Linked DNA regions of Mus musculus: region 2 is linked to region 1. A link is a loop called in an ENCODE intact Hi-C map of the cell type or tissue named here. Cell type or tissue: heart. All regions are shown on one strand. Region 1 has its middle 180 kb from the start of Rap2b. Region 2 has its middle 140 kb from the start of Mbnl1.

Evidence for each region. Hi-C counts contacts between places; a loop is a spot of excess contacts. Peaks named below come from ENCODE experiments on the same cell type or tissue, not always from the same donor. Only the 100,000 strongest peaks of a DNase experiment are listed, where the experiment ranks them.
Region 2: a loop joins it to region 1, with 9 times the contacts of the local background. A loop is called at or near these places in 2 of 42 quality-filtered maps.

Annotation. Positions count from the first base shown.
Region 1 is chr3:61,183,190-61,188,189 of GRCm38, reverse strand. No RefSeq gene overlaps it. Among named protein-coding and RNA genes, the nearest start is that of Rap2b, 180 kb to the left of the region's middle. In heart, a CTCF peak has its summit at 2,194; no DNase peak of the experiment used is centred here.
Region 2 is chr3:60,636,784-60,641,783 of GRCm38, reverse strand. No RefSeq gene overlaps it. Among named protein-coding and RNA genes, the nearest start is that of Mbnl1, 140 kb to the right of the region's middle. In heart, no CTCF peak of the experiment used is centred here; a DNase peak (open chromatin) is centred at 2,443.

The DNA.
Region 1 (5,000 bases):
AAGTGACAAACAAAGTTAACCACCACAGATGACAATGGCTTGTCCTGCTCATCTCTGGAACTTCTGCCTCCCAGTTGTGGTAGAATGCTCCACCACCCCAGGGCTTGTCCTGGCTTGGTTGCTAGTACTTATCCAGTATCCTGCTTTACTTTTGTGGCTTTTGTTACTTTGGAATAAAATTTTTCCTAACTCTCCTTCATGAGGTAACACAGACGCAATACTGGTCTGCCATCTCTCCCAGAAGTTAACAACTTTACATTATTTGCTGGAATAGTTTTTATAGCAGGAACTCTTCTCTAGTTGAAGTTCATAATAACTTCGCAAGTGATTTCAATATGAAATCTTAGAAATGCAAAAGGGTAAGTCATAGGACATTTACAAAAATTATGTATAACTGAAAATGCTTATCAAGAACTGAATAAAAGGACATAAACAGTATGTACATATGACAGAATGTGAGTTCAAGGAATAAACATGTTTATACAAAATAAATAAGGGCATGCTCACCATCAATGACAAATCTTAAAATCACATCTCTGAATTAAATGCAAAGAAAATAAAAGGATGAGGACTTACCTAAGTGGGAGAATATTCGTTTAGCATCTATGGAATCCTGGGTTCAAGTTACATAAAAAAACAATGCACAGTAGCACAGTCTCATATATGCACATTAAAATATTACATTGGGTATGGTATTTAAAAGATCATTTCTTTTCTCATCCCAGTGAAAGATACCTGAGATTTCATTTCTACTCACATTTTCAGAGAACTCGGTCCAAGATTAGCAAGCTCTATGGCTTTCAGGCCTGTGGCAGGGTAGAAATATCACCTGGGAAGAGCAGACTAGAGACATCTGTTCACTTCATGGAAGCCAAAAAGCAGAGAGGAGACAGGCATGTGTGATACAAAGGTATATTTTTCTAGAACTTGTTCCTCAGCCTACTTCAACTGATAGTAGCCACCCACTCATACTTTATACCACATTCCCAAAATGGCACAATGTTATAAATTCATAGAGAAATTAATTCATATACTACATTACATTCTTCATAATTGTATCATCCCCTGGAAGTATCTACTAGCTAGAAACCAGGCTTTGAACTTATGAATCACTCTGAGGCACACTTCATAGACAAACTATGGCAGTTTATATTTGCTTATGTCTGTGTGCACATGTGTACCTGTGTCTCTGTAGGAATGTTTGTATGTGCACAAAAATCTATCTTTCTATCTATCTATCTATCTATCTATCTATCTATCTATCTATCTATTTCAAATTCACACTAATATGAGAAGCCTCATATCTGGGAAGAGAAAGAATAAATGTTTGACTAAACACACAAAGAAATTAATAAGATCAAAAAATTAAATAGGTGAAAACTAGATTACTTCAAATATTTGTTTAAATGCCCCCTTTCTCAAAGAGGTATATACACATCTCCAACTTCTTGTTTTCCTATATTAATTCTCCTCCTCCTCTTCCTCCTTCTTCTCATTTATATAACATGAAGATGGATTAGAATCTCATTGAGAACTAAATTCCTCAAGTGACAGAAAGAGAACACAAGTAAAGATCTCATGAAGTGACTCGTGCTGATTTGATATTTAAAATGCCCCCTAAAAGTTTGTGTTAAAGCTTACTCTCGAGTCAATATTCTAAAGTCCAACGTTTGTGAGGTGACTGGATAAAAAGAGCTCTGGTCACATCAATAGATCCATTTATAGATTCAAAATTCAATAGACTAATAGGAGTTATGGAAACTTTAATGCATAGGGCTTGATATGGAAAGGTCATTGCTGTTTGCCTTTGAAGTCTACCCTAAGCCCCTTTCTCTACACATCACTGTATCCCTTTCTCATGGTCTTTGATTCCTGGCCAGTGTGAGATAAGCAACTCTCCTCCAACATATGTTTCCTGTGATGGTGTTTTGTCTTTCCAAAGTCACAAAGCAATAAGATCAATCAACCATAGACACCTGACAATGTGAGCCAAAATACACTTTTTAAAAAGGTGGATACACAAAAGCTATCTTTTTACAGATATGGAAAACTGACTGGTGCTGGTAATTGCAGAGCTTTGGCTAAGGTTAAGGGAATCTTAGCTGCCAGCTAGAGTTGTGAAGAAGGAACAAAAGGAAAGAGTGGTGTTAATGAAGTCCAGAGGGAGCACTAGTCCTAGAAAAATCAGACATCCAAAAGGTGGTGCTGCTGTGCCAGACACCAGGCTCTGTTAGACATGGACTCCCAAACGGAAGGGAGGGAGGAAGGAGGGAGACAGACAGGAAAATGCCACTTCTCCTTACATTTGCTCATTTTCATAAAAAACAAACAAACAAACAAACAAACAAAAAAACAATTGATCAGGGAGACTGAATGCTTTTCACAAACCCAACAGAAAAGGACATGGAGTGAGTTTCAGTGCAGTGGACTGAATGATCAATCCTGACTGAAAACAGGGATACCCAAACAGTTGATAAAACATTACTGGTGGGTATTTTTGAGGATGTTCCTAGAAGAGATTAACGTTTGAATCAGTAGATTTTGTAAAGAATCCTGCCCTTATGTGTGGGTAGATATCATCCAGTCTACCTTAGATCCTAGGGACACCAGAAAACCTGAAGCATTAGGAGTCACTCTTCCAGAGCTGATACCTTCTACCTTTGGATATCAGAGCTGCAATATTATGGCCTCAGACTCTGAGACATTCATCAGTGTTCTAACTCACTTTCTTATTCAAAGACCTCTAGTTACAGACAGAAAATGATTATAATTAATTTCTCTGGTTATGGTGATTTCTAGACCTTCAAACTGAAGCTGAGTTATTTCATGTCTTCCTGGTTCTACAGCATTCAGATAGCACAATATAGGACTTCCTGTTTTCAATAATATCAGCAAAATTTCAAAAGATTCCTCCAGTCTATATGTTTATGTCATTGCTTCTGCTTCTTTGTAGTAATAGTAGGAACAAAGATTAGTATGTTATGTATAAACACATTTAATGGCATAAATTAAAATATAATTAAAATACTTGTTACCTATCCTACCATGAAAGAAAGTAAACTCCAAAAAGATAGAATATAAATTTTACTCATGGTACTCTCCAAATTTTAAAAGAGTGCCTGGTATAATTTAAGTAATACATATTGATTATTTAGTGAGGGATGTGTCACAATTTAATGTTTAGGACCAATACATTTCTTTGATACTGGGATGCAAGAAAGAAAGATATCTATGTTAGGGTCAATGATAGCATGAGACTGACAGTCCCCTTCATGATTCTGAGGAGAACTGTCCATGTTGAATGAACTCATCTTTCAAAACAAAATTAATTCGATTAAGATTGTAGAGTAATGTGTCTGTATTTAAATCTTATGGTTGTATAAATGGCAGAACTTTCCACACATTTAACTGTGCTTCAAAGACCTCATCAAGCTGGTGATGTCAGCAGGCAAAGACAGGTGACTCTTGTGGAAGCACAGGAGGGCTACAGCTACAGGCATGTGTTCTACAGATACCAATCTACAATGAGCTCACTTCAGTAGCTGTCTCTTACTTCTCTTCCTTTCTTATAAATCTCCACAAAGGGAAACTATTCAATTACTAAAAACCAAGACATCATGAATTTTGCAGGCAAATGGATGGAACTTGAGTATATCATCCTGAGTGAGGTAACCAAGACCCAAAGGACATGCATGGTATGTACTCACTGTTAAGTGGATACTAGCCATAAAAGATACATGTTATACTCCACAGACCAAAGAAGCTAAACAAGAAGGAAGGTCCAAGCAAGGAAGCTTGAATCTGACTTAGAAGGAGGAATAACATAGTCATAAGAGGTAGGTGGAGGGAGGGAACCGGGATGGAGGAGGAATGGGGAAGGGAATGAGGGATTCAGGATCAGGTATGGGAAAGGACAGGAGAGATGTCTGTATGGCCATGAAAATGAATGGAAATCTGCAACTATTGGGGGTGAGGGGATGGGAGATGGGCATCTACAGAAGACAGAGAGAGACCTGGGATAATGGGGGTGCCCAAGAATCAATGGGGGTGATCTTAGCTATGACTCACTTCATTAGGAATGTGAAACCTGATGAAGCCACCATTTTTATCCAGGCAGGAATCCCAGTGGAGGCACCAACTCACTCGCAAAACTTCTGACCCAAAATTTATCCTGTATACAAGAAATGGAGGATGGAATAGAGAATGAGGTAATGGCTAACTAATAACTGGCTAAATGTGAGACTCATCCCACGGACAAGCACCAATCTAACACTGTTAATGATGCTCTGTTATGCTTGCAGACAGGAGCATGCTGTCCTTTGAGAGGCTCCTCCCAGCTGCTAACTCAGATACAGACAGAGGCAGCCAAACAGAGGATGGAGCTTGGGGACTCTTATGAAAGGATAAGAGGAAGGATTACAAACCTGGGGGGAATTGGAAATCTAGAGCAAGACCAACAGAGTCAACTAACCTGGACCCATGGAGCACTCAGAGTCTGAACTACCAACTAAAGTACATACATAGGCTGGACCTAAGACTCCCCACTCATATGTAGCAGATGTGCTACTTGGCCTTCATGTGGGTCTCAAACAACTGGAATAGGGGCTATCCTAAAAGCTGTTGCCTGTAGTTTTATGTGAAGTTCCTTGATCCACTTAGATTTGACCTTAGTACAAGGAGATAGGAATGGATCGATTCACATTCTTCTACATGATAACAACCAGTTGTGCCAGCACCGTTTGTTGAAAATGCTGTCTTTCTTCCACTGGAAGGTTTTAGCTCCCTTGTCGAAGATCAAGTGACCATAGGTGTGTGGGTTCATTTCTGGGTCTTCAATTCTATTCCATTGGTCTACTTGTTTGTCACTATACCAGTACCATGCAGTGTTTATCACAATTGTTCTGTAGTAAAGCTTTAGGTCAGGCATGGTGATTCCACCAGAGGTACTTTTGTCCTTGAGAAGAGTTTTTGCTATCCTAGGCTTTTTGCTATTCCAGATG
Region 2 (5,000 bases), 550 kb after region 1:
TATCTGGATGCAATCCCCTTCAGCTCCAAAGAAGTTCCTCTTAACTTTCATGTATTTTGTTGTTGTTGTTGTTGGCACACAGATTAATTACTGTTGCCTGTATAAGAATGAGTAGGGGTTGCTTACTGGAAAGTGAGTAACTTTTTCAGTGGCCATGCCACTGAAGAAAATCACAACCTCTGGCCCAGTGCTAGTCAATGGCCCAGAGTTCCCCAGTGATGGGCATTTTCCTTATACATAAGCAAATGGCAAGAAACCTAGTCTGCTGAAGTTCTTGTGCAGGTAACCATGGTTACAGTGATTTTATGAGTGAAATGGTTGTGTCATGCCTAGAAGACACTATTTCACAGTCCTCCTTCCCAACCTCTGGCACTTACACTCTTTCTTCCCATTCATACTTCAGTAATGTTCCTTGAGCCTTGAAAAGGGTAAAATAGAGGGTTTCCTTAGGGACAGACACTTGGTTGTCATTGATTCTCTATGCCTCCACCAACTGTCAGTCTTTAGATTAACTACCACCCATTGTAAGAAGAAGCATCTCTATTGAAGGCTGAAAACAGCATTAATTTATAGTTATTAAAATGAATATTTAGAAGGCAGTTTAACAACATGTCCATTGAGCAAAACAACAGTAACAGGCTCTACCCTAAGGCCCATGACCAACTTAAGCATGGCTCTTCACCAGATTCACAAAAATAGGCACAATGTTCTTCCTATGTAATGGGCTTGTGATTTATTCAGAAACAGATTGGTCACCCATCTACTAGCCATACCGTTTTTGCACCAGTAGATCAATAAGGTGTCATTATGGTAGCTCCTTAGGTCCACATGTGGGTAGGCTACTAATGATGTTTCTCCACTAGTAGATTGCCTGGCTACTTTAAGCAGAGTGAAAGTTATCCAGAAAAGAAAAACTTCTGTCTCAGATGCAGCTCGGTTTCTTAATGTCCTGCCCACCAAGTATGTGGAGTCTTCAACAATAAGTTCTTAAGATCTAGTTTTGATGGGCATCCAAAGGCATTGACATTACTAGCCTATAATGTTTGAGAGTCCTCTTGGGCTTTTGGAGCCACATTCCATAGATATCCTACACTTGGTACTAAAATTTTCCTTTTATAACCCTAACCTTCTGGCAGAAGCAACATCACCCTATTCATGGTGCCTCCATTCAAATTAGTTTTTAAAAATTATTTTTGTAAATCTATGACATAGTAGGTTTCCACATGACTCTTTCATATATCTTTGGTGTTAGTTAACCCCTCCTTTCTTCTCTCTTAACCTATGACTTCATCAGCAGTTAAATAGTTAAATCAGTATTGCCCTCACTTTCATTTTTGTTTTTGTTTGTTTGTTTGTTTTTTGTTTTTTGGGTTTTTTTTTTCCCTTCGGTTTTTCGAGACAGGGTTTCTCTGTGTAACCCTGGCTGTCCTGGAACTCACTCTGTAGACCACGCTGGCCTTGAACTCAGAAATTCGCCTGCCTCTGCCTCCCAAATGCTGGGATTAAAGGCATGCGCCACCATGCCCGGCTCCTCCCTCACTTTCATACCTGTGTGTTCTGCTATTCTTTCCTAAGGTCTCTAATTTAACTTCTCCTTCTAATGGTGCCTTTCTGCCTTCCTGGTCTTCACAGGCACTCCAGTGTAAACACAAGGCTGTACAAATTCCAACCTAAGATTCATACATGAACAAGAATATGTGGTATTTGTCTATCCTGACCCAAGTCACCTCCCTCAGTATAATTTTCTCAATTCCCTTCTATTTTTCTGTATACCACATAACTTCAGTTTTCTTTTACAACAAATAAAACTGCATTGTGTTTGTGTGCCTTAATTTTGTTATCAGTTTGTCAGCTGATAGACATCAAATCTGACTATTTTGAATAGAGCAGCCATGAAGACAAATGGGCAAAATCATCTCTGCAGTAGGATAAAGAATCTTTTGAATATATTCCCATGAGTTGTATACATGGGTTACATGGCAGAACTATTTTATGTTTTTAAGAAACATTCACACTGAATTGCACAGTGACTGCAGAAATTTGCACTTGCATTAACAATGAGCAAGTGTTTCCCTTTCCATACATCCTTGCTAGTATTTGTTGCCTTTTTTTTTCCATTCTGATTGTGAGATAGAATTTCAAAGCAGCTTTAATTCATATTCCCCTTGGGGCTAAGCATATTGAGCAGTTTAATTTATTAGCTATTTATGCTTCTTCATTTGAGAACCATAGCCCATGTTCTAAATCTGAGTTATTTCTTTTCTTAGTATTTAGTTTTCTGAGTTACTTTTATTTTTGGTAGTAAACCTCTATTAGATGTTTAATTGCCAAGGACTGTCTCCGGTCCTATAGGCTGTTATACGAGTGAGGACTCGGTTAAGTTTGTTTTGCTAATAGAGGAATTTTAATTTCACAAGCTCCCATCTGTCAGTTGTTGGTCTTATGCCCGGAGCAACCACAGCCAGTTCAGAACGTCATTTCCCATGACCAGATCTTGATGAGTACTTCCTACACTTTCTTCTAATAGGTTCAGAGTTTCAGATCTCACACTGAGGTCTTTGATCCATTTTGAGGTGATTTTTTTTTTTGTACAAAGATCCAGCTTTGTTGTAGATATGCAGTTTTCCTCTTCTCATTTGTTGATGCTGCTGCCATTTCTTCAATGATTTTTTTTCTTTTTTTACATCTTTGTAAAAAGTCATGTGACTGTTGCTGCTCAGATTTATATCTAGGTTCTCTTTCTCTTCATCGCTCTACATGTCTGTTTTCCTGCTATTGCCGTGTTGTTTTTATTACCATGCTTTCTAGAGTGTGGGAACATAGTCAAAAGAATGACGCCTTGGGAAAGTGAGAGAGGTGCCAGGAAATAAGGCAGAGGGCCGTTTTACATCAAGTGCATTTTGTTCCCTGGATTGCTCTCTATTTCTTGCCTTCTGTGACAAATATTTGCATTCGATTTAAGATACGTTTATTCTTGTTGGATGTCAGAGCATAGCTGTGGAATCCACTCTAGTGACAGGATGATGAGTGCTGTGCTCACTCTACCCTGAATCTGGATATGGCTTGCTGCCTTGGCTTTACCCTTTCCTAGATACAATCTATAGTGGGAGCCAGACAACTGTGTTTAAATTAGTTGTCCTGAGAAAGTTCTGGAAAAGGGCTGCTGTGTAAATATTTAGTATGTACTTACTGACATTTATTTACATGTTTCTCTGATCATATTTTCTGACTGTGTTCCTCTGAACTCAAAACAACCTTCCTTGGATCATGGCTTTCTTTGTTACGTATGGGCACTAAAAAGCACACCAAACTGAAGTAAAATTGTCTAAAGCGTTAGACTGCAGGCCGCACCATTCTTTCAGGTCCTCCGATCCCAGGTCTTGCAGACACATATATTCATAATAGATGAAATTTGACACTAGGGTATAAATTAAAACCAGGGATAGTAGTGCTTCTGGCAGTATACATTTTGCTCAGAATTTTAAGATTGTTTTTCATATCTCTGTAAAGGATGCTAGAATTTTGATAATAATTTCACTGAATTTATAAATCACTTTAAAATATTAATTTATTTCTATGTTTGAGTGCTTAGACTGCATGTATGTGTATATGTAAGCCATGGGAATTTCTGGTACCCATGGAGGTCAGAAGAGGGATTGGATCTCCTAGAAATAGAGTTACAGATGGTTGTGAGCTACCTCCTGTGTACTGAGAATGAAACCCTGGTCCTCTCCAAGAACAAGTGTTCTTAACTGCTGAGCCATCTCTTCTGCCATCTAAAAAAATGAGTTTTGATAAGAAATTTGCATATGCTAAAAGTATTTGTGAACTGTATGTGTTGTCAGCTCTGTGAGATTTTTCTGATGAGGTCTTTAAAATCCTTTGTGTATAGAACCACTCCTAAGCAGAAATATTTTGACTTCTTTCTTTCCAATTTGATTCCATTTTTCTCTTGTCTATTGCTTTAGCTAAGAGCTTATACTATCTTGAACCTGAAAAGAGAAAATGGATAGTATTATCTACTTCCTGATATATGTGAGAATCCAAGTTTCTCTCCACATTTTAAAACAGAGGTCACAGGTATGTCATATATAACTTTTATTATGAAGAAATGTGTTCCCTCCATACCTCATCTCTACAGGGCTTTTTTATGGCAGCATGTTGAGTTGTGTCAAATATTGTTTTTGTGTGTATTACAATGATTATGTGGCTTCTGTCCTTGAAACCATGTTATGATGAGTTGTATTTACTGACTTACATATGTTAGATAATCCCTACATTTTGGAATGAAGGCAACTTGAAAACAGTGACTTTTTTTTATATTTTGTTACATTTAATTTGTAAGCATTTTATTTACTATTATTGCATCTATGCTCATCAGGGAGACTGAGTTACATTTTTTTTTTTTGTTGTGACTTTGTTTTGGTATCAGGTTAATAATGGCTTTGTGGGAAATAAGATTGCACTTGATCCTTCCCTATTTTATAGAATAATTTGACAAGAATTGGTGTTAATCATTTTTTTGTACCTCTGGTAGTATTTACAATGGATCCATGTGCACACATGCTATTCTTAATTGGGAGTTTTCCTTTTTAAATTACTGATTTAATTTTATTGTATGTGATAAATCAGTTTGAACTGTTTATCTCATTTTTCTAAAGGTGATGGTGAAGTGCTAAAGACACCCACTACTCCTGTGTTAGAGTTAATATGTGACTCAATAACTAGAAATATCTGCTTTATGAATTGTGCCTGCCTGTATTGGATGTATATGTTTTGAACTGTAATATGGTCTTCATGGATTGATCCCTTGATAATAATTAAATGACACTTACTTTACTTTGAAGTGTATTTTATCTGATATTAGAATAGTGATATTTTCTTCTTTTTTTCCATTTTCTTAGAGTAATTTTCTCCATCCTTTCTTTCTAAGATATTGTCTCTTTTATGGTAATGTGTACTTTTGAAGGCAAGGGAACAAAGATCCTGTTTTCTAATCC